Linked DNA regions of Homo sapiens: region 2 is linked to region 1. Evidence: read pairs that join two places in POLR2A ChIA-PET (ENCODE). Cell type or tissue: HepG2. All regions are shown on one strand. Links, peaks and the distances in the headings refer to the core of each region. The heading gives the core; the rest is flanking DNA.

Evidence for each region. ChIA-PET counts read pairs that join two places held together with the same protein. Peaks named below come from ENCODE experiments on the same cell type or tissue, not always from the same donor. Only the 100,000 strongest peaks of a DNase experiment are listed, where the experiment ranks them.
Region 2: POLR2A ChIA-PET joins it to region 1 with 42 read pairs; 4 of 35 experiments call an interaction of 5 or more read pairs at or near these places.

The regions. Positions count from the first base shown.
Region 1 is chr6:828,603-844,056 of GRCh38, reverse strand. No RefSeq gene overlaps it. Among named protein-coding and RNA genes, the nearest start is that of EXOC2, 140 kb to the right of the region's middle. RefSeq lists enhancers at 4,355-4,904, 13,631-14,176, 14,177-14,724 and a silencer at 14,154-14,448. In HepG2, for the core only: no CTCF peak of the experiment used is centred there; a DNase peak (open chromatin) is centred at 6,456; H3K27me3 peaks cover 418 bases.
Region 2 is chr6:893,080-908,533 of GRCh38, reverse strand. No RefSeq gene overlaps it. Among named protein-coding and RNA genes, the nearest start is that of LINC01622, 200 kb to the left of the region's middle. In HepG2, for the core only: no CTCF peak of the experiment used is centred there; a DNase peak (open chromatin) is centred at 7,583; H3K4me3 peaks cover 1,278 bases; H3K27me3 peaks cover 1,149 bases.

The sequences.
Region 1 (15,454 bases), core at 2,895-10,894:
GTCTAAGAACAGAAATATTTAAACCACCATGTTCATAAAATTACATCCTTACCACTCCATTCACCTATTGAAGGATACGTTGGGTGGCAATTATGAATAAACCTGCTCTATGTGCAGGTTTTTGTGTGGATGTAGGTTTTCAACTCATTTGAAATCCCAAGGAGTGTGATGCTGAATCATATGTTATGAACTGAATTGGGTCCCTGCTCCCTGCCCAATTCATCTGTTGAAGTCATAACCCCTAATGTGACTGTATTTGGAGATAGGGCCTTTAAGGAGGTAAGGTTAAATGAGGTCATTAGAGTGAGGCCCTAAGCCCATGGGATTGGTGTCTATACAAATAAGAAGAAACACCTGCTATCCCCCACCCCCAGACCCCCACCCACCCAGGCACACGCAGAGGAAAGGCCACATGAGGACACAGCAAGAAGGCACCATCTGCAAGCTGAGGACGGAGGCCTCACCGGGAACCAGCCCTGCTGACACCACCATCTTGGACTTCCAGCCTCCAGAACTTGTAAGAACCTAAGTTTCTGTTGTTTAAGCCACTTAACCTGTGGTACATTTTTATGGCAGCTCAAGTGGACTAATCTAACACATGGGGTAAGACCATTTACTTACTGTAAATTCCCGCCAGCAATGAGAGTTCATGCTATCTCATTGTTGTTTTAATTTGCAATTCCCTAATGACATATGATGTTGACCATCTTTTCATATGCATACTTGCCATCTGTATATATATATATATACATATATATATATATATGTATGTATCTATCTATATATATATAGGTATCTATCTATATATATATAGGTATCTATCTATATATAGGTATCTATATATATGTATATATAAGCCATCTATATATATACTTATAAATATATAGGGGGTGTGTGTGTATATATATACATATATATACATATGATGTGTTTTTTCACATCTCTTTGGGTTGTTTTGCTTCTTTTTGTTGAGTTTTAGGAGTTATTTGTGTATTTTGGATACCAGCTCTTTAGCACATATGTCTTTTGCAGATATTTTCTCCCAGTCTGTGGCTTGTGGGCACTGTTAAAACAATTTTTCATTCCCTTCATACAGGTTTCTATAAAATTGAGATATAAACACATATCATAAAATTCACCTTTATAAAATGTACGATTTCAGAGGTGTTTAGTATATTCACGAAGCTGTGCAACCATCACCACAATCTAATTTCAGAACATTTTTATCACCCCCCAAACCAACCCCATGCCCAGGAACACTTACTCCCATTTCACCTCCCCCTAGTCTTTCAGCAACCACTCACATGCTCCCTAACCCTATGGATTTGCTTATTCTGGAGTTTATATGCTGGAATCATGTAGTTACTGCTCATCTGACTCACTGATTTCACATCCCATTAGAACCATAGTTTTTAATCAAACAATTAGCTGCATCTTCAGTGAAAACAAATGGTTTTAGGCTATTTCCTTCTTTGACAAGAGTTAAAATTCCCAAGCCATGGAGTAGCTCAGGTCCCTGCAGCTCGCCGCCAAGTCTGTGAGAAACTCTGTCCCTGTCAGTGGCATTTTTGGGAGGAGGGGCATGTTTCCTGCCTAGTGAACCTCTCATCAAGTTCCAGTCCAAATAAAGCTGAAAGAGTCTTCAGATCGGGAGGCCGGAGGGCGGGGAGCTTCTGGTGAGAGCGAGGAGCTTCTGGTGAGAGCGACTCTGTCCATTTGTTGTTTCTAGTATGGGGCTTGCCAATCAAAGGAGCAAGTAAGCCAGGCCTAGCCCTGCACAGACTAAACAGCCAAAGGGCTGAGGATGGGAATTTGCTTACAAAGGGATTTCCTGCGTGGCTTAGAGGTCAGTGGCAGCGAGAAAAATTTAGTGGAGGGGCTTATTCTATGACTCAACATATGTTCCCAAATGTAAAACCCCAGACTTGCATGTGAAGCTGTAAGCAGGACACCCAGGAGGGGGGACCCTTCACTTTACCTCCACCGGTAAAGGTTCATCGCCAGCAAAATATCACACTGAGACAGGAAAGGGATCCCAATTCAGACCCCAAGAGAGGATTCTTAGATCTCACGCAAGAAAGAATTTGAGGCGAATCCATAAAGTGAAAGCAAGTTTATTAAGAGAATAAAGCAATAAAGGATGGCTACTCCATAGGCAGAGGAGTGGGATGGTCTGCTCAGCTGCTTATACTGATCGTTACTTCTACATTATACACTAAACAAGGTGTGGATTATTCATGAGTTTTCCAGGAAAGGGGTGGGCAATTCCCAGAACTGAGAGTTCCTCCTTTTTTTTTTAGACCATATAGGGTAACTTCCTGACGTTGCCATGGCATTTGCAAACTGTCATGGTGCTGCTGGGAGTGTCTTTTACTAACAGCGTGCTAACGCATTATAATTAACATATAATGAGCAATGAGGACAACCAGAGGTTACTGTGGTCCCACCTTGGTTTTGGTGGGTTTTGGCCGGCTTCTGTACTGCAACTTGCTGTATCAGCAAGGTCTTTGTGACCTGTATCTTGTGCCGACCTCCTATCTCATCCTGTGACTAAGAATGCCCGACCTCCTAAGAAGGCAGCCCAGTGCCTCTCGGCCTCATTTTACACAGCTGCTACTCAAGATGGAGTTCCTCTGCTTCAAACACCTCTGACAACACCACACGGGACACTGTACCTAGGTGTCCTGCAAAGCAACAAAACTAGATCGCATTCCCAACTGCTCGGGGCTGTATCTTTTAAGTTAAAAGAAGAAGAGAGCACATACCACGGTATGGTGCTCAGAGAGATTAGACCAGAATTTGCCTGTTCTTTTGTCAGTTTGTTTTTAAGTCGAACTGATTACTAGCAGAACTGTTTGACTAGATTTTAGTTCTTATCAATGATCAAAAATTCATTTCTTACAGAGCTGAAATAAATTGCCACAGAAAATAGTCCAAAATCACCAAGTTATCCTATAGTTAAAACATGTAAACACTGGGAGGGTAGACACTAAAAATCAGGACTTTGACTTTGGAAATTCTGAGATAAATGAGAAGCTCTCATTAGTAGGAGTAACTATCAAGAGTAACTAATTAGAATACATAATTGTGCTTTTACCAATACCTACAATCAAGGACAGTGATTCTTAAATAACCCTGGGACTTCTAAAGTATATGAAACCAATATGCCACCGTAAGAACCAACAATGGCTTACAAAAAGGAAAAATAAAAATTTGAGTTATGCAGTAACTGTAATAAATTTCGAAAGAAATGCCAGTAAAACATGTCATATGGGTTGGGGAGTTGGCCCATGAGTTGAGCAGACTAGAATCTTCCCACGGCGGCCACTTACCTTCTCCCGTAGACTCGACCTACCTGCCTGGGCAACATGGCATGTCAATAAAACATCTTCCAGAGTGGTGCATTTGTCGCAATCCATAAGCCAACATTGACACGTCATTGTTACCCAAAGTACATTAGATGTCACTCTTGGTGTTGTGCATTCTATGGGTTTAGACAAATATATAATGAATGTATCCACAATTATATTAATACTATCATACAGATCAGTTTCACTGCCCTGAAAATCTCCCGTAATCCTGTTCAGCCCTCCTTTCTCCTCCCTCCCCAGTCCTGAGCAAACTACCAATCTTTTTACTCTCCCCACAGTTTTGCCTTTTCCAGAATGTCACATAGTTGAAATCATACAGTTTGGAGCCTTTTCAGATTGGGTTATTTCACTTAGCAATGTGCTGATTCCTCCATATCTTTTCATGACATGATAGTTAATTTTGATTTTAGTGCTGAATAATATTCCATTGTCTGGTGGTGCCACAGTTTATTAATCTGTTCACCTGCTGGAGGACATATTGACTGCTTCCAAATTTGGAAAATTATGCATAAAGGGCAGCTATAAACATCCACATGTGGGTTTTTGCATGGACACAAGTTTTCAACTCATTTGGGTAAATGACAAGGAGCATGATTGCTGGATCATATAGTCAGGGTACTTTCAGTTTTGTTAGAAACCACTAAACTATTTTGCAAAGTGGTTGTACCATTTTGCATTCCCATGGGCCATAAATGAGAGTTCCCGTTGCTCCACATCCTTGCCAACATTTGATATTGTCAGTGTTTTGGACCTTATAATAGCTGTGTAGGTGTATCTCTTGTTGTTTTAAATTAAAATTCCCTAATGGCATATGAAGTAGATCATCTTTTCCTATACTTACTTGTCATTTGTGTATCTTCTTTGGTGAAGCTGCTGTTCAGATATTTCCCTGTTTTTTTTATGGGAACTCTCCATACTTTCACTAAATTTTGCTGTAAAGTTAAAAACAGCTATAAAAAAACTACTTAAAAATTTAAATAATTCTAAGAGGGACAAAAAATACAAAATATAATAAAATTCAACTGACTTTTCAACCAGACCAGTGCCTCACATCTAAATGAATATTGTGCCACCAATCCAGTATTGTGTCTTCAAACTAGAGAATTATGAAAACATCATGAATAATAATTTTTGAAGTTTCTATTTTTAGTAAACATTTGATTTACTTGTCAAAACATAATTTCCCCTGAAAGCCTTCTTGAACTCTTCTGAGCTGAGTGAGCGACTTTTCTCTCTGATCTGAGAGCATCCTGGGCATACGCATCACAGAGGTTTCCCACTGTGGAGTGATGGTGGGGTTCCTGTCTGGCTCTGCTAGAAGACTTTGAGCTCCTGGAATGTAAGGTCAGCAACTTGCTTCTCTCTGTCTCCCAAGGGCCTAGCAAAGAATCTACTAAATAACTGCTTATTGGGTTAATAACTGAGTAAATGCATTTATGTACATGCATAAATGCAGCTACAACTATGACTATTGTAATCACATCTTTCCCTAATTAATCTAAAAAAGCCAAAGCTGCTTCACACATGACTGAAACATGCTGCATGTTTAGGAAGCGATCTCTTCTACTGAAGAGCTTAGTGAAACTATTCTACATTGAATTAATCAGAGAGAAATACATATAATAAGTCACAGTGAATACATCATAAAGTGTCATGTAATATGTTAAATAATTCCTTTATTTACTGTAAAAGTCATTTTAATATATTTAAGTACGTAGCATCAGCTGCTAAGCAGAGGCTCTGCAGGGTCTTCACTAAAGAGCAATTTGTAATCAACTATTTGTGAAATTGTTCTCACAGGGTTAACAAGAATTACGTACTGGGTTCTGGACAGAAATATAATTATAATTAATCATCATCGGGCTGCACTTTGGTCCACTTTGTTGTAGCTAAAGGTCACTCAATGCTGACCATTTACATCCTCATTGTTCCTATATAGGAATCGTGTCTGACATTGGAATCATAAGGCTTTTGCTTCAGATTTACTTAAGATGTTCTTCAGACCCTGAATTCCACTGGGAATTGCTGATGCCAACCAGAGTGAAAATCCCCATGAGGAACCAAATCAGCATGAGAAGGCAGTTTCTTCATCCCCTCATCCCATAACTTCACCCTGCTCTCTTTGACCAGTCAACAATCCCCACATCCCATGACTTCACCCTGCTCTCTTTGACCAGTCAACAATCCCCACACCTTGGTCCATTCCAAACTCCTTAAAATCCCTAGCCCCGAATTCCTTGGAGAAGTGGATTTGAGGTTTCCTCCCATCTCTTTGTTCAGCTGTCCTAAGATTATTAAACTCTTTCTCTGCTGCAGTCCCCATTGTCTCAGTGTTTTGACTTGCCATGCAACTGTTTCTACAGAAGAAATTGAAAATATATATATATATCTATACATCTTTTTTGAAGCTCTTTATGCTACCAATATGCTAAGCAAATTGTTTTCTGATAAATAACTCCAAGGCAAATTTCAATTTGGTTCTGAAGGAATCATGAATTAAGGTAAATTAAATATTTGGTATTAATTAGCAAATATCAGAAAGAATGGGTTTGTAGAATATAACTATGGACAGAAACTAATTTGAATGACATAAATAATTCTCTAGTATATACTTTTGTGAGCTGATTTGTTTTACTTATTTACTTTTGGTTTGCTTTATTTTGAAAAGAAACAAACACATTTACATACCTTAGGTCTCTTAACGTTTTAAACAATATATAGCCTTCTTTGAAAAGAAAACTATTTTAACTGAGTTAGCTATCTCTGAATTAATAAATTCAAATGGCAACAAACTAAATTTAGCTTGGCTTGCTCTAAACAACTTTTCCCCCATAAAATCACTACATTAAAAGCCATGTATAACTGAACTAGTACAACCTAAAATAAAGCCCAATTTAAAAAAGTTAATTTTACAAGTCCTGACATAAACCTCAATCAGATCTTACAATTTTAACGTCCATCATTTGGACTGTAATGTAACAGAACCCAGAGGCTCTGGATTTGATGACAGGTCATTCTGTTACCAGTAGTGTGCTCTTATGTGAGTCACTTACCTTTGAGCTTTAGTTTCCTGACCTGCGAAATGTACATCATCAATGTCATCATGCATACTTTGCCTGGTGTAAGTAGACGTATTTGTTTATTGCCTAATATCCAGTAAAACACGGGCTAAGTGCACTGTGTTTTCCAAACTAGCCTGACAATAAGAACTGCCTAGCATACTTATTAAAAAATAAATAAAAGTTCCCAGAGCCCACCCCCAGACCTATTAAATCAGAATTCCCAGGGGAAAGCCCCAGTCATCTGTCTAAGTAACAAGCATCCCAAGTGATTCTTATGTTGCAAGTTTGGGAAACTGTGTTAAAGCATCTAAAAGAAGGTTATTTTTCTTTATAATGCTCATGAGCTGTTGAAGGAGTGAATACTGACCCTGAAAAAGATGCATAAAATGAATAGAATCTTACAGATCAGATTCTAAGTTCATACAAGGAAAAGATCAGTGTCGTTCTAACTGATCAAACTACATTGCTTTAAAACAGTGATTTTCCTACATTCGGATTTACTTAAGCACTGCTGCAGTAAAACCAGCCAATCTAATCCTGATGCTGTAACCAGGTAGCCTGGGGCTTTTGCACCAGGAGAAAAGGCTCCTGAGACCAGAAGCCAAGGTTGTTTCAGCCCAAGGAATGCTTATGAAGAGAGGACAGTACTGATACAAGGCAGTTCACCCGAGACTAAGAGCAAAGACCCTGGAAACCCCTTTCATCTCTGGCACGCATCACCACGCAAAAACCAAACCCCATATCCCAAGCAACGGTAGGTGAATGCCCACCCAGTGGAGCTGCCATAGGCAAAATAGCTCATGCAGCTCTTTGCAGTTTGTAATCTTTTGTCCTTTCCTTCCTCTTAGTGCTTTGCACTTCCATGCCATTCTCTTGTCCAGAAATGCCCTTTCTTGGCTTTATTCATGGGATTAGTGCATCCTTCTAAATGCTACTCCAATGTCACCTCTTCCAGGAAGCTCTCCTGAACTTTTCCCCACCCAGCGTGGGCCCCATGGTGGGTGTGGCAATGCTTCCTTTCCTCAGTGTGGCAATGCTCCCTTTCTCTTCCCATCGCTTTTTAAAGGCAGGGACTGTGTCTGTCCTTTTTGACTTTGTCTGCCCAGCACACAAATAAGCAGCCAGTGTGTAAAGGCAGGGAGGGGAGGACCAAGGGAGGGCCAAGCAAGGGGAGAGAGAGTACTGGGTGATTCACCATGAGCTGACAATATTATTAGCAACTGGGAGAGTCCAGGTGAAGTTCACAAAACTTCCCTAAATAGAGTCCATGCATGTGTTTCAGTGGGATATGTTGCCATGTTAAAAGCTTGCTCCAGCAATATTGATGGGCCAAATATGGACTGGCTGGGCTTGGAGTGCAGATTTTTACCTGAATACATATCCTAATAATACTGTTAACTGACAAAGAAGTAAACAGTAATCATTTTGTAAAGCATTAGTTCCCCTTTCATAAAATGGTTACTGTCTACCTCTTTGCCAGCGTGGAAAGTTATAGCTAGAAACTATAGCTAGTGCTGTAGAATCCTTTCAGGTCATAGAAAACAAGAATTCATGTCTTTACAGTTTTAATGACTTGTGAAGGCACAGACAAGGAGCTGGTGGAGGCATTAGGCATAGAGAGGATTTACAAGCTAGTTTAATATTTGAAAAGCCTAGATGAGTCATTGTTCAGGTTGTAGAGGTCAGCCCACACTGGGGGTGTGGGCAGAATCCTACAACATGTCTGTCATTAGAAAACTGGGGTGAAACCAAAATCCCAAGAGTATGTGAGAATATTCACAAAATCAGCTCAAAAGGGAAAGACTTTTTTAAAACATTTTTGATTCACCCAACAAGGGATCCTTGAAATGAAGCTGCAGTAGTCAAGCTTGACATTTAAAGAGGAAAGTTAAAAGACTGCTATTTTAAGACATATAAACCACTAAAATAACAACTGAGACCAGGTCTAAACATAGTCAACCAAATCTCAGAGATTAGTGTCCTTGGCCTGTCTCTGCGTGTGTCTAGCAGCCGCTGAGTGATGGCCCTGGGCTCCTTGAATGCCAAGCATAGATTCTACTCATCTTGGTGTCTCCTGTGTGTGTCTCTCTCTCCTCTTTTCTACAGTGCTTTTGTTTGGCCTTCCCACTATTCCTCCTGAATATTCCCATGAAATTTGCAATTGCTTTTCCTATCTAGCAAATTTTCTAAATGCTGTTATGGGTCTTATTTGCTGCAATGAATGGGAAGTTGCCTACATTGCTTTATATTTACCTTTTTATCCCCACTGTCCATATTTTTATATGGATTTTATTTGTATTTACAACATTACTTAATGTAAGTTTTATTTTTCCTTACAATTTGACCCAGTGGTGGTGAAATGACAGTAAACACAGATGCGGGGGGTGGTGGAGGCCCTCCAACACCCAGGCTGCATGACACAGACCAGCCTACAAGCTTCAAGGAGATTTTCTCAGTTTGATCTTGACCAAAAAAAAAAAAAAAAGTCAGCTACGACAAATGATTTTCTTTTGAAGTATTGCCTTACCAGTGGCTCACATTCAAATGTTTACTTGTCAGAAAGTTTCCTCTGTGTGAGAATCATCCTGGGATTTTGCAATAGATGAAAGATTTTGTAAATTTAGTAACATGCATAACCAAAAGCAACTGTAAAACCCTAAAATTAGGCCAGAATTACCAGTGGAACATTCACCATGCATATAATATCCCTGCAAAATCCTTCAAATGAAACTTTACACCTAAAGATCTTGAGGTGATTAATACATGGAGATTATTTCTGCTCTGCAGTGTGGTCAGGAATAAAGCTTAGCCCCTTTGATAAGGGTTTACTCAGACACCCAAGGCACAAATGTCTTTCAATAATAAAGTATTCGAAGGAATGGGGGAGGTGGGGAATCTAGAATGAATTCCAAGTAAATCCCCATTAACATATTACCATGAAGACAAGTCAGTGAACTTTAAACTAATTCATTTTTTAAAAATGAGAACTATGGAGACCAATCTTTGTGGAGTCCCATGAGAACAAAAGCCTCTCAAGTCTGTCCAGAGTCATTCCTTCTCATTGCTGACAAACACTCAGAACAGGTGTGTCACAGTGGTTGTCACCTTGCATAAGGCCTCATTTGCAGGGTTCCCTGTGTGGTAAGAAAGATGGAAAGTGAAAGGAAGGAAGGGAGGAAGGTGGGAAGAAGGAAGGAAGGAAGGAAGGAAGGTAGGAAGGAAGGAAGGAAGGAAGGTAGGAAGGAAGGAAGGTAGGAAGGAAGGAAGGAAGGAAGGAAGGAGGTGTATTAGTCCGTTCTCATGCTCCTGTGAAGAAATGCCCAAGACGGAGTAATTTATAAAAGAAAGAGGTTTAATTAACTCACAGTTCCACAGGGCTGGGGAGGCCTCAAGTATCTTACAATCATGGCAGAAGGGGAAGCAAACACATCCTTCTTCACATGGTGGCAGGAAGGAGAACTGCCGAGCAAAATGGGAAAAGCCCCTTTAAAAAACATCAGATCTCGTGAGAATCACTATCACTCACTATCACGAGAACAGCCTGAAGGTAACCGCCCCCATGATTCAATTACCTCCTACAGGTTCCCTCCCATGACGTGGGGATTATGAGAACTACAATTTAAGATGAGATTTGGGTGGGAACACAGCCAAACTATATCAGCAGGCTAAAAGACCAATTTGAATTCCAAATTTTCTGAGTTTAGATCTATTAAACTGTTAAGAGCTGTTAAGATCCTATCCCTATCCAGTTTTGACAAATTCTAAATGTTTAGAAAAATTGTTTCCAGGTCTAGAGCATAAGTAATTGGGTTGAAAGCATCCAACTAAAACACAGGCTAAAAAAGGCATAAAACCCTCATGATTAGATATATTGGACTGATGTTACTTAGGAAAGTTTTCATGTAAATGTCTGAAAAGAGAGGAGCCCATATTCAAATGATAATATATTTTCAAATTCGATTCCAACTCTCCCATCTATCAGCCAACATGTCTCCATTCATGAAATCAGTTCAAGAAATAACACCAAAAATTATTGGAAAAGTATTGCATGGTAAGTATGGTGCTAATTACTTTGAATATGCTAAGTAATTTAATTTTCACAACAAACCTTATGAGGTCAGTTTTCTTATTATCCTCATTTTATAAATGAGGTAACTGAAGCTCAAAGGTGTTAGGGAACTTATTCAAGGCACCCAACTAGAAAGGAATAGAAACTTGAGTTGAACCCAAATAATGTGGTTCTAGAACTTGTATTTTTTTTTTTTGCTAGTTTCTTATTTATTTATTCATTTATTTTAAATTTAAGTTCCAGGTTACATGTGCAGGACATGCAAGTTTGTTACATAGGTAAACGTGTGCCATCGTGGTTTGCTGCACCTATCAACCCATCACCTAGGTGTTAAGCCCAGCAACCATTAGCTATTTTTCCTGATGCTCTCCCTCCTCACACTTCACCCCAACAGGCCCCAGTGTGTGTTGTCCCCCTCTCTGTGTCCATGTGTTCTCATTGTTCAGCTCCCACTTATACGTGAGAACATGCAGTGTTTGGTTTTCTGTTCCTGTGTTAGTTTGCTGAGGATAAAGCCTTCTAGCTCCATCCATGTCCCTGCAAAGGACATGATCTCCTTCCTTTTTATGGCTGCATAGTATTCCATGATGTATATGTACCACATTTTCTTTACCCAATCTATCACTGATGGACATTTGGGTTGATTCCATGTCTTTTGTGAATAGTGCTGTAGTGAATATACGTGTGCATGTATCTTCATAATAGAATGATTTATATTCCTTTGGGTATATACCCAGTAATGGGATTGCTGGGCCAAATGGGATTTCTGGTTCTAGGTCTTTGAGAAATTGCAACACTGCCTTCCACAATGGCTGAACTAATTTACACTCCCACTAACAATGTAAAAGTGTTCCTATTTCTCCACAGCTTTGCCAGCATCTGTTGTTTCTGGACTTTTTAATACTCACCATTCTGACTGGTATAAGATAGTATCTTGTTGTGGTTTTGACTTGCATTTCTCTAATGATCAGTGACGTTGAGCTTTTTTTCATATGTTTGTTGGCTGCATAAATGTCTTCTTTTGAGAAGTGCCTGTTCATGTCTTTTCCCCACTTTTTAATGGGATTGTTTGTGTTTTTCTTGTAAATTTGTTTAAGTTCCTAGTAGATTCTGGATATTAGAACTTTGTTGGATAGATTGCAAAAACATTCTCTCATTCTGTAGGTTATGATAGTTTCTTTTGCTGTGCAGAGGCTCTTTAGTTTAATTAGATCCCATTTGTCGATTTTTGCTTTTGTTGCAATTGCTTTTGACATTAATTAATTTTTGTATAAGGTGTAAGAAAGTGGTGCAGTTTCAATTTTCTGCATATGACTAGCCAGTCTTCCCAGCACCATTTATTAAATAGGGAGCCCTTTCCCCATTGCTTGTTTTTGTCAGGTTTGTTAAATATCAGATGGTTGTATATGTGCATCTTATTTCTGAAATCTCTTTTCTGTTCCACTGGTCTATGTGTCTGTTCTTGTACCAGTACCATGCTGTTTTGGTTACTGTAGCCTTGTAGTATAGTTTGAAGTCAGGTAGTGTGATGCCTTCAGCCTTATAGAACTTATATTCTTAAATACTACTTTTAATATTTTGAGAAATTAATATTTTGAGAAATACTTTGAGATAATATTTTGAGAAATTATCATCATGGTACTGAATAAAATGGTATATATGAGCATGCACTACAGGCTGCTTGGAGTCACCAGTATCCAGTGTCTCTGATTATACTTTCTCACCCACAGGCAGGAATGTGTAACCAGTTCAGGCCAAGAAGTTGTGAGTGGCAGTGACGTGTGCATTGAATTCTAGCATGAAACTTTCCACCATTCTCCTCCCCTGCTTATAGTAGTTGAGGGAGAAGCTTCATGCTAAAGTGAGGAAGCCACAGACAGAAGCCAGTGAGGACACCGATATCTGAGAAGTGTGCCCCACACCTCCTCCCAGACCTACTTGCCCTACTATTACAGTCCTGTTCTTTTCCAGTTCTTGACCAGCCTGTTATCCACTACACATGAATCAGCATAAATTTGAAACTTGAGTCAGTGGAAAACCAGACGTATCACCCCAAATTCATCCCGCTCTATCAAATTCACAGTTTATTTTTGTGTTGATGGGTAGAATCAGGATACAGTAGCTGTTGGCACTACTTCTTGCTGGTATCACACCAGGAAGACCTCTGCTGTGCATTCCCCTTTGCCTGTCCAGGTCCATGCCCACCTTACTCCATGTTCCAGGAGCCAGACCTTTATCAAGTGCATCAGACAGACTCCCTTGCTCTCTGGCTTCCAGTTGGATTTGGCCAGCTGGTGGCAGTTATTGAAATGAGCCAATTATGGCCTCTGCAAATAGACTCCTGGGTTGTTTATTTCTTCACTGCAGGCTGAGATCTATTACCTCAAAAGCCCACAGGTGTCAAATTCAAGTTGTTGGACATCCAATTATTTTAAAAATAGCCCAACTAAGCAGATCTGGGGCTAGTTAGAGCCCATGTGCTCTGCATACTCCAGGACACCTCATCCTGCATCTGTTGGCCATTATAAGATAAAGCCTCATGGTTGCAAGCTCCCCAAGCCACTTCGGCCCTTCAGAGCTCTCCGACTTGAGCCCCCACTATCATGCTTCTGAGTGGCATCACCTGGACACGTAAGCTCCTCCTCTAATCCTCCTCTCCCCAGGAGTTCCCTTGCTCTCCTCCCCTTCTGGGTGTGTCCCTCCCATAAGCCACTGGCTAGTCTCCTGCTGTGAGGGATCCTTTATGTGATCCTATCCAAGCGCTGCCCAGTGAAGCTTGCTGGGTGTTACTGCTTCTCGTGGTCAAGTCTTCTTCTTCGGTCAGCTCCAAATCCCTTGAATCCCTTTTAAAGGCATCAGGAGAAAACTTGAGCTTGAGGGGTGAGAGAGGTCAGTGTATTCATCCTTTGAACTTTCTTTCTCCAAAATTACAACTTGGCAATGATGGTATACTTTCCCCAAATCCACAGATCTTTTGGAGGGAGGCAGCCTTCTCTGTCTAATGCAGGCCTCCTCAGGTTCTCAAAGTCATCACCTTTGCTTGCGGTTTCAGGCCTAGCATGTTATCCGTTTCTCAGTGTTGTTAGCCCTGGGGTGCTAACTATTCCTTATTTCCCTTAACCCTGCCTACCCATATGTAAATACATACTATTTAGATGGCTTGTCTGTTTCATCAAAGACCCCATTTCATACCAAGGTCCTTACTTTTTCACAAGATACATCCATTAACTAGGCCCACTGTTTTCCCTATTCTGTTCATTTTATACAGGAAACTCCCAATGAGGCCATAGATTCAGCTTGAAGGAGAGGTTATGAGGCAATAGGAAAAGGTAACGTGGTATCTGAATCCCTGTGCATGCATGCCACTTACCTGTGCCCTCTGGCACCTGCTTAGCTCCATCCCACACATACTGTTTTCTTTAATAATGAATGCAATGTGGCACAACTTTATAATTCAATTCATTGTGTAATATCCAGTTCACAATGGGCATCTACCATGTTGTCACTTGGTATCCCACGGTTAGACATTCCATCTCTGCAAGGGACAAGTAGCAAGTCAGGAGCTGCCCTGCAAGTGGAAAAGAATTGTTGTAACCACAAAAGGGCATAGCCTTCCTCTAAAACCTCAGGCATCTGCTCTGCCAGTCTCCTATTGAGACTTGCCTGTCCTTCATACCACAGCCTCACTTGCCACAGACTCCCAGTGCCATTGTGCTTGTCGGTTTATTTTCTCAAAGATTAGAACAGCTTGAAGAAGAGCTTAGAGCCATTACAGTCTTTTCTTATGCTGAGCTTACTCAGCAGGTTTACAGAGCAGCACGCTCAAATGTGGTACGTGTTGCCTACAAAATTGAAAGAGAACCACTCAGCATTGTGCCTTTTTCTCCATGGTGGGCAGAACAAGATTCAATGGTTTGTCACTCACTTTACTTCTTGCCGTTTTGCTTTGGTTTTCTGTAAGTCTCGTATCTTTCTTATTCTTTAATTCTTCCATGCTAGCTTCTTTGTGTTTAATTGATTTTTTATAGTGTATGATCTTTATTCCTTATTCATTTCCTCTTCAGAAAAGTACATTTTTATTAATAGTTGCTTTCTTAGTTGTTACCTTGGGTGTTACAATTAGGATCTTAAATTAGTAACAATGTAGTTTGAATTAATATCAATTTACAGACTCGGTACTATACAAAACTCTTTCATGCAGCTCCATTTCTCCCTTTTCAGATTGCTATATCGTCACAAATCACATCTTTAGACTTTGTGTGCCCATTAACATAGATTTATAATTATTGTTTCATGCCTTTGTCTTTTAACTCATCAAGGAAAAAAGTAAGCTGTAAACCAAAAATACAATAATACTGGTTTTAGTATTTACCTATGTAGTTACCTTTACACTTGTATTTTATTTCTTCCTATGGCAAGTTATTGCCTCCTGTCTGAATCTGAACGGTTCCCTTTAGCATTTCTTTTTTTTGAGATGGAGTCTTGCTCTGTCGCCCAGGCTGGAGCGCAGTGGTGTGATCTCAGCTCACTGCAAGCTCCACCTCCAGGTTCACATCATTCTCCTGCCTCAGCCTCCCGAGTAGCTGGGACTACAGGCTCCCGCCACCACGCCCGGCTAATTTTTTTGTATTTTTAGTAGAGACAGGGTTTCACCATGTTAGCTGGGATGGTCTCAATCTCCTGACCCCGTGATCCGCCCACCTCAGCCTCCCAAAGTGCTGGGATTACAGGCATGAGCCACTGCGCCCGGCCCCCTTTAGCATTTCTTATAGGGCAAGCCTGTCAGGAAGGAACTTCCTCAGCTTTTGTTTAGCAGAGAATGCCTTAATCTGTCCTTCAGTCTTGAAGAATATTTTTGCTGAATATGAAAAGCATTTTTTTCTTTCAGCACTTTAAATGTGTCATTCCACTGCCTCTGGTCCCATGGTTTCTGCTGTTAATATAACTGACAG
Region 2 (15,454 bases), core at 2,768-10,767, 65 kb before region 1:
TTTGAGGCTTTTGAACATTCAGTTAATAACACCCACAAAAGGCTTTCTTAAGGTTCAAGAACATTCATCTTCTTTAACTTATCTGGTCTCTCAGGCAATGCTACATCACTATTCCAGAGAGACTTCTGTTTGAGAAGGCCACCCGACCATAGAAATTATAGTCATGCATCCATTGATGATAGAGATACTTTCTGAAAATTGACTTAGTTTGCCCTACCCTTGAAGAATATCAAGGTTTTATGAAACAGACCGTGGCTAAACAGCCAAAGGGAGTCCTTACATTGTAACCTGCCACTCCTCAACAGGTGGATTCTGTCCCTGGAGAAGGGACTCCACCTTGCACAAGATTTGAGCTCACAGATTCGCACTCTGGCTTGACTTAGCAGATGCACGTATAAAGCTGCACTGTCAGGATCTTGCTAGAGGAGATCAGGGATGCCACTTTTCCAGGCTGCAGTGGGGATGGCAGTCAGACCCTTACTGTGCATTGATCGGGGCTGCAGCACTCACATTTGAGTGATGATGCGGTAGTCAGGTTATCTCCAAATCTGATCCACATTCACAAAGAGGAGCAGCTTAGATGCCACGAGTATTACTACCAATAACATCTTATGCCAATAGAAAAGCTTATTAGAGACTTTTCTTATCCTTATTTTCATATTGATCTTTAAACTGCCCAGTGAAGGAAGTGAAACAAATTTTTTTTTCCCTTTTGCAAAGGTCTGGAGAGATGGAGTGATCTGTCCAGATCTGGGGAAGTAATGAGTAGGCTCAGGGAGAGAGATGGTGAAAAATCACTGCCCTGCTAGTCTCTTGGGTGAGTGAGATTGGGTGAAACAGGTTTTTATGGTAGAAAGCACAATGTAAATAGTAAGATTTTTATGGTTAATTAAGCATTTCAAATAAATCAGGACACTCAGAGAAACATTTTCCATTGCCCCAAATACCAATAGATGTGTTTGTGTTTGTTTTGTTTTAATTCATTTCTGGCTTCTTTAAGAGATATTTAAGGTGGAAGGAAAATACAACTTCATCCTCAGTTTTCAAAACTCTGCAGGTTTATATTAATATAATGAATAGAAAAAAGCTGGAGAAATGGATAAATGGTCTTCAAAGAAAGATGAAGATGCCATAAAAATGGTCCTGTTCCCAACAGTTGTCACCGTGGACGCGGGCTGCAGGGAGGCCCGGACGCCCATCCCAGGTTTCGGCCTCACCCTCAGGCTGATGCAGCGTGCCCAGCGGGGAGCAGCAGGACGGGATCTCCTTGCTGGCGTGCCTGCATCCAGCTGTTTACTGCACGTTAATCCTGAATCTGGGGGGCCATCTGTTTGAAAGATGCTATTCCAAGGTGGCCCCCTTGTGTGGCGGCCCAGGGATGGTGACTCAAGGCTTTGGTTCGGGCAGATCTGAAGGACCTATCGGTTATTTTGTCTACACAGAAGGAAGGTTACAATAAGCTGATGTCATTGTGACGGCCATTGGTCTGTTCCCGTCCGAAAGAATTCATTTTCAGCAGTGGGGGGTATCTGTTAGTTCTTTGTTTATCTTGCAGCTGAATTCTCAGCCAGGTCCATGGAATTTTGAGTCACCAACTTGTGTGCAATAATCCAGAGGATTAAAGAATTCTTTTTTTCTTCTTGATACAAAAAGGTATTTTTTTTAAATTCACAGAGGAGAAACATAATTTAATTTTTGAATATTTTCTTTAACATTTTCAAATACATGTGAAAGAGAGAGGGCTTGGCTGGCTTCAACAATTGAAACAAATGCAGCATCTCTCATATTAAAAGTGTTACATAAAATGTAAGCACAATACTACAAATGCTAATGTAATTTATTCTAATTGAGGAATTACTCTGATTCACTATAACTGTGTATAACTATATATAAATTAATGGTATTTTTAAAAGAGTGTGGTAAAAAGATATATAAATAGGAAACACTAGAAATGATAATATGATATTTATTTAATGACTATTTGATGTGTCGGAACATTTTGATTCTGAATAAATATGAGTTTAGTGTATCAGTAATATATAAATATAGCATCATCAAATATAGCAAAACTAATATAATTCAAATATAATATATAATTATATACAATTATATATTTTATATATAATATATAATTATATTATATACAATTATATATTTTATATATAATATATAATTATATTATATACAATTATATATTTTATATATAATATATAATTATAAATGTATATTATAAGAAATAATTATATATCATTATATGGTATATAATATAATAATTATATAATAACATAATTATAATTCAAATATAGTTCAAATTAAATATAGTCAAATTAATACTTTGATAACAAACTAATTAAAAATAAAAACAAGTCTCAGAGGCTTAAAATACAAAAGAATATTTCTCTGCCACGTTTGGTGAGCAGAATCAATTACTACCTTAATAGCATTATATTTATTAATAAAGAGCCTAAATAATTTTCTTTCATTTTAGAATTACTATTGCATTTCAACTTTCTTATTCAGAAACAATAAATTAGCATGGCAGAGATGGCTAATTGCCTCCTGGTTTGGGGGCATTGGTCTGAACATTTTCCATTTTCTTAATAACAAGACCCCAATTTTATTAACATTTATTTATTAAGGGCTAAGCATGACTGTGTGCTCAGCTACATTTCCTGCCTCTCTTGCAGTTCACAGTGGCCACATGATACAGTTCTGGTCAAGTGAGACTTCTGGGAAAGCCTTTACAAGTGAACAGATTTGTCTAGATTGTCCCTTTTGCCCTTTGCCATAGTCTTTCTTTGAGCCAGGAATGTGGATGTGATGGCTTGAGTGCCAGTAGCCATCTTGCACACATGACACAAAAGCTCACACCCTGTGGACTATGGATGGCTACAAAATCCCTAGAAAGGAGATTTAGAATGAACTAGAGTCCCTAATAACATCTATTGCTTATTTTCTTGTTAGTGAGACATGAACATGTATCTTCTATGAACAACTGTTATGGAATTTTCTGTTAAATACAGCCAAACGCAATTTCCACATGATACAATTAAGACAAGGAATAAACTACTAAGATGATAAAAAAAACATTGTGTTCTTCTTGTATATTTCTTGTTCATGATTATTAAATATTTTCTGAAAATCTTGGATTGCTGAAGGAGAAGCCTCAAAATGAAATTTAACCTTCCATTGTGGGCCAGTGTCCTCTACATTTAGTCTTTTTTCATACTTTTTATGAAATATGTACCACTTACAAAGGAAAATCTGATAGATGATAGGTAGATAGACAAATGATATGTAGGTAGATAGGTAGATAAATAAATAGATGATAGATAAATTATAGATTGATGATAGATGATTGATAGATTGATAGATGATAGATAATAAACAGATAAATGGTAGATGATAGAGAGAGAGAGATAGATGATAGATAGATAAATGATAGATGATAGATGATAGATAGATAATAGATAGATAATACATAATAAATAGATAATAGATAATAGGTAGATAATAGATAGATAGATAGATAATAGATAACAGATAATAGATAATAGATAGATAGATAATAGATGATAGATAGATAATAGATAACAGATAGATAGATAATAGATAGATAATAGAAAGCAGATAGATAGATAATAGATAGATAATAGATAATAGATAACAGATAGATCGATAATAGATAGGGAATAGATAATAGCTATATAGATAGATAATAGATAGATAATAGATAATAGCAGAAAGATAGATAGATAATAGACAATAGATAGATAGATAATAGATAATAGATAGATAATTGATAATAGATAGATAATAGATAAATAGATATTAGATAGATAGATATAGATAGATAATAGATCGATAGATATATAGATGGATAATAGATAGATAATAGATAATAGGTTGTAGACACCTTGGTTCCTTCAGGGCTCCTCCACTATCCTATTCTACTCCATGTCTTCCCGAAGTCGCCATTATCATGGATTTTATGTTTATCATTTTCTTGATATTCTTTTTATGTATGTGTTCTTAAGCAATATTGTTTAGTTTTGCATATATTTTATACAGATGAGATTATGCTGTTTGTATTCTTGTGTAACTTCTTTTTCACCCAACATCGTGTTTCTGAAGCTCATCCACATCGATCTATTTGGCTATAATTGATTGATTTTTCACTGCCATGTAGCGTTCGAAAGTATGAGTATACCAAATATATTTATCCACTCTCTAAACACATTTGAGTTGTCATGTCCAGTTTGGGGTTTTTACAAAGAATATTGCTATGACCATTCTTAAAATGTCTCCTGGAGCACATGTATGAGATTCTACCTGGTGTAAATATTTAGAGAGAGAGTTGCTATGTTGCAGAATTGTCACTGGACTCTGGAAAATTATTTTACAAATGAATTTGTCCCAATTTACACTTCCACCAGCATCACAGAAGACTTTCTGTTGTTCCATATGCTCATCGATAAGTATTCACTCTGCCAAGTGCAGCCTGCCAGGAGTGGGGAAAAGGCTGCCTTGGAACATAGGCCCAGCTGCAGCGTCCATGAGACTACAGTCATTGATGCACTCAGGCCACTTGTCAATCGAGCTTATCAAATCCAATCCACTGATTGGTCTTTCACTAAGGAGTCATGAAAGAAAAATGTGGAAAAGAATTTAATGTAGTGCAAAGAGCCAAGTACTGAACCACAAGTCGCATATTCAAGTTCCCGGTTAATTTATTTTCTTGGGTCTAATTTCCTCGACCTGCTCAATAAGGATGTCACACTTGGATGACTTCTGATCACCCCTGGTGGGGGTCTTCAGCTCTGAAATCTTAAAATACCTTACTTCTATTTTACAAAGCAGAAGAGAGGCTTATATTTGACAAACTGTGAGACTCACTAAGTTTCTGAAAATTTTTTACCACATAATCCCTTAATTTAGACTCTGAATTCTTCCAACTACTGGTTTAAAAATAATAATAACTTTTGCTTGAACTTGGCGACAGGCTTAAATTAAAACTTGTACTTAGTGGTGACTTGGTCATAAACCATTGCTTTATGCTGGAAACACTCAGCTTGCTAACTTATGTTGGGCTTTTTTTTTTTTTTTTACAGAGTCTCACTCTGTCACCCAGGCTGGAGTGCAGTGGCGTGATCTCAGCTCACTGCAACCTCCGCCTCCTGAGTTCAAGTGATTCTCCTGCCTCAGCCTCCTGAGTAGCTGGGATTACAGGTGCACACCATCACGCCTGGCTAATTTTTGTATTTTTAGTAGAGATGGGGTTTCCCCCATGTTAGCCAGGATGGTCTCAAACTCCTGAACTCAGGTGATCTGCCCACCTCGGCCTCCCAGAGTGCTGGTACTTACAATTCAATACAGTTCCATGTTTGCAGGGCTGAATCATTACTTCAGGCAACCCTTGCTGCCAGTGACCCCAGCCTCAGAAGGTCCCTGGACTTGATAATGCTCTGTCGTTCCCATGTGGCACTTCTTAATCCTTTTGAACTAGGGGCCTCAAATTTTCATTTTGCACTGGGCCCCGCAAATTATGTCGCTGGTTCTGGGTGTTTTGTATGTAAAATCACCTCTGTGCAAATTTCTCCATAAAACACAATCACGACAAAACCAAGAGAAAGAGGTAAATTGTTTCTAAGACAAAATGAGCAACGTTTTTGTTGTTTTTTCTTTCTTTTTTCCTTTCTTTAATTGCAGTCCACATGCAGAAATGCTGCTTTGCAGAGTTTGGAAAAGATAGCTTTACCTTTCTCCTCACCCCTGCTCCAGAGAAAAGAGTTCTTCCATAGGTCTGTTCCTAGCCACTTTAAAACAGCAGTTCTGACCAGGTGGCTCACACTTGTAACCCGGCCCTTTGGGAGATGGAGGCAGGAGGATCCCTTGAGACCAGGAGTGTGAGACCAGCCTGGGCAACAAAGCGAGATGCTGCCCCTACAAAAAGCAATTATTTCGCTATTTAGCAGGGCATGATGGGCCTGTAGTCCCAGCTACTCAAGAGACTGAGGTGGGAGGATCGCCTGAGTCCAGGAGGTCCAGGCTGCAGTGAGCCGTGATGAAGCCACTGCTCTCCAGCCTGGGCAATGGAGTGAGACCCTGTCTCAAAAATATTTTTTTAAATAGCCAGCAACTCCTACATCTCCCTACCCACGTACATGTGCTTATAAGAAGGAAAGGGTGAGAGAGGGAGGGTAAAGGGAGGGAGGAGTTAGGGAACTTACATCTGTCATCCCCTCAACACACATGCACACACACAATGCCACACACCAAGAGCTTTCTATCCACGGCATACTTGGGAATTTTCAGCGTGCTCATCATCTGATGGACACTTTATGGGAAGAGGGATTTCATTGCTTCTTTTATAGAGCATTAAAGATTTTTTTAATGTTGCTTCAGTGCTATGTACACTGGGCAAGAAATCTCCAGTGTTTCTGCATTTGTTTTAGCTTCCATTTAAGACTATTCCATTAAATAAAATTTCTTAAAAGCTGCACGTCAGTGTGTTTTGACTTAAAAGAACACGGCAATTCTTTTGATTTTGTTAATATTCCAAAAATAAATATTTGACTCATAAAGGTTAAGGAAAATTCATTCTTGTTTACAGTGGCTGCACATGTCCTATGCTCGTTCCAATTCTGGCAGCCAAGCAGCTGGCCCCTTCCACCGGAGCTCCCCGGCCAGCTGTGTGCCCAAGGTTGCTTGAAAACTGTTAAAAAGCATTTACAAACGTTCATATAGACAGGTGTTCTTGCATAAAGCAAAGCTGCCTTCTAAGAATCTAATAAGAAGGATCACACATTTAACTCCATAAAATAGTCAAAATTAAATGCAGGTAATGAAACAAAAGGGACGCCCAAACAACTTAAACAATAGGCTACTTCTGTGCCAAATCGCCTTTTGCCTCCGTCTCCCAAAGGGCTGGGTCCAGGACGTGGGATGCGCTATGGCCCTACCCAGGGGTACTCTCTGTTGGTCAGATTTCTATACCAGGAACATCTGTGCCTACAGAAAACACCTCCCTTAGGATTCGTAGGTGCTACCAAGTGTGCTAGGAGCTGGAGAAAGGGACTTCTCGTGTAGAAATGCCTCTCGTGCTCATTCACCTTGGTGGAGTATTTCATGGGGATTTCTCCAGCTGCGTGATTGAAATTATAGGGAGAAGCAGCTCTCACTGCCACATCAGGACACAGCCAGCACCAGCACATGCTGGATTCAAGCCAACGTGTTAGAAACACGCAAACTCAGGTCGCTCCATGTCTTGTCAGATCGTGTAACTTGGAATGCCTCTGCGGGAACCATAAGCCACCCACCCTTGAGCAGAAACCGAGAGTAAACATTTAGAAACTTTTCTAGCAAATGTTTAACTTTTTATATTTTGAAATAACTGCAAATTTACTGAAAAGTTGCAAAAGGGGTACAAAGAGCTTCCTTCCTGCTGTGTACTCTTCACCGGGGGGGTCCCTAATTGTTAGCATTTATCTCAATACCGTCACATTCGATGTGTGAGGACGGGGCTGGGTGGTTGTCGTGTACACCTGGGTGTTCCTGAACCAGCCAGTGAGCTGCTCATGTGACGCTGTGTCATCTGTTCTTATTAATACTACACTGTGCATTCCCTACGCACAAGGACATTGTTCTACATAAACTAAGCACAGCGTCAAAATCAAGACATTCACACGGCTCTATACAGCACTGTCACATCAACCCCCATTCAAGTTTCCCCGACGGCACTAATAGTGTTTTTCAAAGGTCCAGAGTGCAATTCAGGGTCACACGTTGCCTGTGGTTTCACAACTCCAATTCCCTTCCATCCGAAACAGTTTCAAAGCCTTTGTCTTTCACGATCTTCACTTTTTAAATACAGGTCTTTCGTTGGATAAAAATGCTCCTTGGTTTGGACTTGTCTCAGGTTTGTCACTTGTGCATTTTGGGCAAGAATCCCTTAGAAATGACCCTGTGCTCTTCTCAGTGTACCACATCTGGGGGCACTGTGTCAGGCTGTTCTTGTGTTGCTATAAAGAAACACCTGAGGCCAGGTGCGGTGGCTCACGCCTGTAATCCCAGCACTTTGGGAGGCCAAGGCAGGAGGATCACCTGAGGTCTGGAGTTTGAGACCAGCCTGGCCAACATGGTGAAACCCTGTCACTACTAAAAATACAAAAAATTAGCTGGGTGTGGCGGTGGGCACCTGTAATCCCAGCTACTCTGGAGGCTGAGGCAGGAGAATCATGGGAACACAGGAGGCAGAGGTTGCAGTGAGCTGAGATTGTGCCATTGCACTCCAGCCTGGGTGACAAGAGTGAAATTCCATCTCAAAAAAAAAAAAGAAAGAAAAGGAAAGAAACACCTAAGGCCAAGTGCGGTGGCTCACGCCTGTTATCCCAGGACTCAGGGAGGCCAAGGCAGGTGGGTCACCTGAGGTCAGGAGTTCGAGAGTAGCCTGGCCAACATGGTGAAACCCTGTCTCTGTTAAAAATACAAAATTAGGCGGGCATGGTGGTTGGCTTCTGTAATCCCAGCTACTCGGGAGGCTGAGGCAGGAGAATTGCTTGAACGGGCGGGGAGCCGGAGGTTTCTGTGAGCCGAAACCCTGCCAATGCACTCCAGCCTGGGCAACAAGAGTGAGACTGTCAAAAACAAACAAACAAACAAACAAAAACAAACAAACAAACAAAAACACCTGAGACTGGGTAATTTATAAATAAGAGGTTTAACTGGCTCATTGGCTCATGGTTCTACAGGCTGTACAGGAAGCATGGTGATCGCTCCACTTCTGGGGACCTCAGGAATCTTCTAATCATGGCAGAGGGAAAAGGGGAGCAGGCATCTCACATGACAGGAGGAGGAGCAAGAGAGAGTTTGAGGGGAGATGCCATCACCTTTAAATGACCACATCTCTTGAACTCAGAGCAAGAACTCACTTATCACCAAGGAGATGACCCAAGCCATTCATGGAGGGATCTGCCCCATGATCCAAACACCTCCCACCGGGCCCCACCTCCAACACGGGGACTCCATTTCAACATGAGATTTGGGCAGGGAGAAATATCGAAACTGTACCAGGCACCCGAGGTTAGTTTGTCCTATTGGTAGGTGAAATTAATTTATCACTTGGTTTAGAGGAGATCTGGTAGGTTTCTCCACTGTGAAGTCAGGTAATGAGTTTCTGATACTCATTAGTTGGTAAGGAATTAATGAGTATTTTGTGGAGAAAAGCTTTGAGACTTCAACAAGAAGGTAGGCTTTTCCCTTCTCTCTCATTTATTCATTCATATCAATGTGAACTCCTGAATTCCTATTTTGCTCAAAGGGTTACAAACTGTAGCGCACTATTATTTTGATGCTTAAGTGTTCCATTTGGTCAGTGGGAGTGACTTTGATCTGGTTCCTGGACTGGTTTAACAAAGCCCACATCACTTTTTGAGCACTTCCATATTTTCTGGCACAAAATAAATTCTCCAAGCTCATCTAGGATTTTCTCTGGCCAACCCTGGAGTCAGCCATCTCTCCAAGGAGCCTTGGTTCCTTTCAGTGGTGTGTGGCATTTAGAACCCAAGCTATGGGTACCAGGTGTGCTCACTGTTGCCAGGGTGTCATTGCTTCCATGCCCTAGCAGCATAGATAGAACCAGGAAATACATGGATATGCACATACATTGTAAATGCATATGTATACATATGCAAGTACATTTTATTTCTACCTATCTATTTTAAACACCATGAGCTGACAACAATACCTGCAATCCCACCCAACACTGTAGGACTTATTTTTACTCATTCCTCTTTCCATATATGTAACTTCCTCCTCCAGCAATGTGAAACATCAACTCTCGTCATCTCAAAGGACTTGTTTATTGTCTGGATTTCACCTGTGTAACAGTCTCTGGCCTAAGCTGGCTAAAAACTAGGCCCACAGGCACACATCCTCTTCCTGGCCAGGTGCAGAGCCAAAGCTCTGACCCATTGAAGGGAAAGGGGAAAGGGAGGGAGAAAGCAAAGGATGGAGGTGGGAGAGAAGAACAGGGAGCAGGGAGGAAGGAGGAAGGAGCTACTGCTGCGGAGCAAGTGGACACAACAGTTTCACGTCTGTGGAATCTCATGACAAAACCATGTGGCTTGTATTTTGGAAGCTTTCATTTTATGTTCTAGTGATTCATGTTACCGTATTTTACAAAATGATTGGTCTGCAAAGGACTTGAAGTAAAAGTCCAACACTAGCTCATCACCACGGGGAGTTTGGAAGCAATGCTCCCATCACACTTCCTTCCTCAAATAAGGAGATTGGCAAAGCCCAGCCTGGGGCTGGCACACATCCTTACGGCAGCTTCTGTGGCAGGAAATGTCTGCTGACCTCTCACCTAATATTACTGTACCATTTACATATTTACTGCACATATTATTATGTTCTCCCTCCCTCCCTCTCGCCTCTCTCTTTCTCTCTGTCTCTCTGTCTCTCTCTCTCTCTCTCTCTGTCTCTCTCTCTCTCTCTCTCTGTCTCTCAGCTAAACCAATGAGGACAGGCATCTCATCTGTTTTTCTCCAGAAAAGCACCTGGGAAAGTACCTGGTGCATAACAGTGGTGCAGTCATTAGCAACCCCCAAGGTACGCTGGAATTCAGATATGTTGGATGTCATGCCTAAGGTCAGCCCAACATTTAATGACAGAGCCTGGAAAGAAGCCCATTGTCCCAGCTCCATAAATGCCTAGACGGGTTCTCTTTCCACTCTTCATCCCCCTCTTAATGCTGGGTCACTCCAGCCATCGGGCTTCCTGCACTGACGCTCAGTCGCTGTCACTGCTTGAGACCAGTTCCCCATTTCCGTAGCTGCAGTTTCATAACTTCAGTGTGAATAACACCATCCTTTCAGGGTCCCTGGAAAAGAAGGACGGCTAATGTAGGTGAAGTCCTTGAACTGGAAGGCACAAATGCTGAACGTACGTGTCTGTGTGCATACAAGTTCATACGGTTATTCTCAAGATCCAAATAATTGTATGAACCTCAGCTAAGACTGACCCCTTAAAACACCTTGTCTTGAGGCAGACCTAGAGGATTGGGCTCCGGAGGCTCCACTGCACCTCCTAGAGATGCATAACTTTTTTGGCTATAAACACGGCAAGGCTACGTTTGCAGCCATGACACATGCATTTACTCCCACTATGCAGGATTCACCTTGATGAGAGAAGCCTAGTTAGAGAGGCCAAGGGAGATGGCTGCCATCTTCCCAAGGCAGGACCTGTCTGCTTGGAAAATGGCACAAGAATCTCCTTGATTCTAAACGGTATCAGGTTTAAGATGCACCACTGATTTAAAGATAACGTTTTGCAGGGTGAGGGGGGTGGGGAGGAAATACCCCTACAATAAGCTTGTACATCAGATAAAGAAGAAATACAATTACAGAGAGATTAAAATGAAGAGCGAGAGAGGCGGGGTGCAGTGGCACATGCCTGTGGTCCCAGCAATTTGGGAGACTGAAGTGAGAGAGAAAGAAAGGAGAAATTGTATCTTCAATAGAAAAAACTACCGTACAGATTCTCCTCCTGGGGAAGTCCACTTCTTTATCCAGAAGTTCACTAACTACCTGCACTGCCACCTGCCCTGCTCTGAACAGCAGCCTGTGGCCCAGGCCTTTGCGCCCTTGTCTATCTCAGGCATGGAAAGAGAATGTAGAGAATGTGAAGCCCTCACCCTTACGTGTGTTGCTCAGCCTAATCTCCCATGTTTTCCTCCTTGCAGTTTTCTTCCTCTGGGGCGAGGAGAAAAAAAAGAGAGCAGGATTCCTCATTCATCCAGTTTGCGGGGAGTGAGTGGGAGGAAGTCTAATGATGGAGGCACAGAACAAACCCACACTCACAGCTGCTTTTAGCCTCCCCGTATCTATACCCACAACACCTCCTTACAGGGCCTAGTGGTCAGTATTCTCAGTGCCTTTCCAGAAACCACACCTGGCCCCAGAGGTATGGCATGGTGCCATCTAACAGCCTAGGTAAGGTCCCCTGAGCACTGCCAAGCAAGAGGCAGTCTGTACAGCCCTAGGGTGTACGGGATTCCTAAGTGCAGGAGATGGTGCAGCTAGGAGTGCAGATGAAAGCCCTCAGCTGCCTGAAGCTCACATGCAGTGGAGGAGGGAATTGGCTGTCCAGGTGATGGAAGTGCAGGTAAGGCAGCTGGAGACAGGTAAGCCATCGTGGAAGCTGCGACCAAGCCCAGGGATAGAGGAGCAGGGCGGGGGGTTGCGGGGAGGGCAGTTCTTGCACACAGCAAAAGGTGGGGGGGCAGAGGGTGACCCCAGAGGCAGGAGAAGGGGTGTACATTCCTGAGCCGTGAACCCTGGGACAGCTGGAACTCAGGATGCAGAGGGAGGGAGATGAGGGATGCTGCAAATCATCTGTTTAGAGAGGAAGTAAGGTAGACTGAGGCCAGACCACATCAGCACGTCCCTTGCCAGGACCTACATTAGGGTAAAATAATACCAGATTTCAGTCATTCCGGGCTTCCAAGCACTTTCTTCAGACGATTCATCATTAACACCCCTAAACATCTTTGCAGAAAATTCAAAAACATGGCCTTCCGGAAATATTTGCTGCTAGACAAATGTAAAAGCCCTAAAGTGCCTATACCAAGGGGAAATGAGAACAGTCAACATCCTCATGTCCCTCCAGAAAGTGTCATCAGCTTCAGGCCCACGGGCACCCAGCTACCTGCAAGCCACCTTCGCACCAAGCTGCGGGCTCTGAAATGCACTCAGCGGAAGATGACCCTGAGTCCTGTGCAGCAAGACAGCAGTTAACTTTATCCCCAGAACTTCCTGCATGAAACTAGCTAAGATAAAGAGCCAACTCGAGTCCTCAGAACACACTGTGAGGGCACCAGGCTGTGTAGACCACCCACTCGGTGCCAACTTCACCCCCACTTCCGTTGAGGCAGGCATGTTTATTGGAAATGTAACACGTTTTTGGTTGGGGGACATTGAGTGCTTTTGAGTGATTTTCATTAGAGTATAAGGTATCTTGATTAAAGCATTTAGTTAAAATGCTTTCATGCTGTGTCTCTTGTAAAAAAAAAAAAAAAAAAGCCCGTAAGGTCTCAGGACCCACAAGGACAAGGTTGCAGTTTGTTTATCAAAAGCTTTCCCCTCCTAAGCAGAAGAAATGCCAACCCTTCACAAATGCTGTTTTGTTAGTAATTCATATCTGCCATATCCTTATAAGGGGAAAGAGAAAATATGATCTTTATATGTTTTATTTTTTAAACTGACAAATAGTAACTCTACATATTCATGGGGTACATAGTAATGTTTCCATACATATAAGATATGGTGGTCAGATTAGGGTAACCAGCATATCCATCAGATCAAACACTTATCACTTCTTTGAGTTGGGAACATTCCATATCCTCCTTCTAGCTATTGAAACTGTATATTATTGTTAACTGCAGTCATCCTATGGTGCCACAGAACACTAGAACTTTTTCCTCCTATACCTTGCAATTTTGTATCATCTTTGTGTTTTATCACTGCTAAAATGCAGGGACCCCGTGACATGGATTGGGGAAAGAGTCAGAATTTGAGCCCAGGGGTGTGGTGGCTCACGCCTGTAATCCCAGCACTTTGAGGGGCCGAGGCAGGCGGATCACGAGGTCAGGAGTTCGAGACCAGCCTGGCCAACACGGTGAAACCCCATCTCTACTAAAAATGCAAAAAAAAATTAGCCAAGCATGGTGGTGCACACCTGTAATCCCAGCTACTTGGTAGGCTGAGGCAGGAGAATTGCTTGAACCTGGGAGGCGGAGGCTGCAGTGAGCTGAGATTGTGCCACTGCACTCCAGCCTGGGTGACAGAGGAAGCCTCTGTCTTGGGAAAAAAAAAAAAAAAAGAAGAAGAACTGGAGCCCAAGGAACAATGCTTGATACATTAAAGTCTGTTCTTCAAACGATGTCCCTGGAACCCACGCTAGCACAGGAAGACAAGAATTGGAAAGGCACCGGGGCCTTGGCCTTGTTGGATGCAACAGCTGAATCTGTTTGCAGCATGCACAGGCCTGTAGGGGGCACACCGCAGGTGAATTTTTAGTGGAGGTGGTGGTAGTGGTGATGATTACGCTGATGATGATACTGATGGAGACTGTGGGGATGGTGATTATAGACTGATGTCACCTAGCCCAAAGTAGCTTTCTGAAACAGTATCAAGTTAGCATCAAGAAATGAGTTTGGTGTGGAGGCACTTCCACTGGCCCACCACACGTGGGAGAATTAAGTAACACAACCACATGGGAAGGAGCCGTGTAGCAGCCTCACACAAGTTGCTTGCACCTTCCTCATTCCAGCGGTATCATTTGCATCTCGGCCACTTGCCTGCCAGCGAGTCGTACAATGTCTAGGGCATCTTTTGCATGGTTGTCCTGGATTGCTATTTAACTCCCAGGGTGATATAAATGTCCCTATACGCATGTATTAGATGTCCAGCTAAACAGTATAATGTTTCAGAGTAGGAGCGTGTCCTTTTCCTCCCCAGAGGCTGCTTCCTACCTGAGTCGGGGCCCGGCCTAACGTGGGGGCAGTAAATACTGGATGAATGGACACTCACTGGTTAGAGAGGCAGCCCAGCCCACGCCTGCGGCTAAGAGGTAGATATGGCCCCAGGAGGAGGCCAGGGCTGGGCAGGCAAACTGGCAGCCCTGGCATCAAGCACTCGCTTGTTTGGAGTGTGCTGGGGGCACAGGCCCCGCACCAGACCCCACTAGCCTCCAGAGACTCACTGTGGGGACAGAGGAAGAAAGGGCTCTGCCCGTCCTTCTTCAGGATGGCACAGGTACCAGCAGGCTTCAACAGCTCCATGGTGCTGGGCAGATGCGCTGGGACACAGAGATGTGCTCCAGGGCCGCGTGCAGGGAGCAGCAGATGGCTTTAGACAGCTGCCCCAGGCCCGTTGGTCTCTACGAAAATATCTCAGGACTTTCATAGCTTGTTTTTTTCCTATGAAATTTCTTTCTTCTCATTTCTGTTAACTTTGCTAGTTAAACTGTCAGGCCAATTTTGAAAGGGAATAAAATCTTTGTCCCTCCTCCCATCCTGAAGCCAAAATCTATTTTGGTTCATATAAAAATGATCAAATTACACCTTTTGGCATGTTCCTTAACTAGGAAAAAATAACTTGGATTAACTAGTGCCAATAAACTAAGTATTTTCAATTAAATTCTAACATTAGTAAAAATATCAGTCATACCACTCTAAATCCTAACCAACTTTAAAACAGTATGTGTAACCCTCAAAGCAGCTGTCTGCAAAAACAGCTTCTATTACTCATATCAAACTCTGGGCAATAAAAGGAGTTGCTTGAGGGACTCCAGCAAGGGCACATGTCCGGCGCAAAGACAGAGCCCGGGCACGTCTGGGCTTTCCATAATAGGCCATTTATGCCAAAGACAAAAAAACTTCACTTTCCCTAGT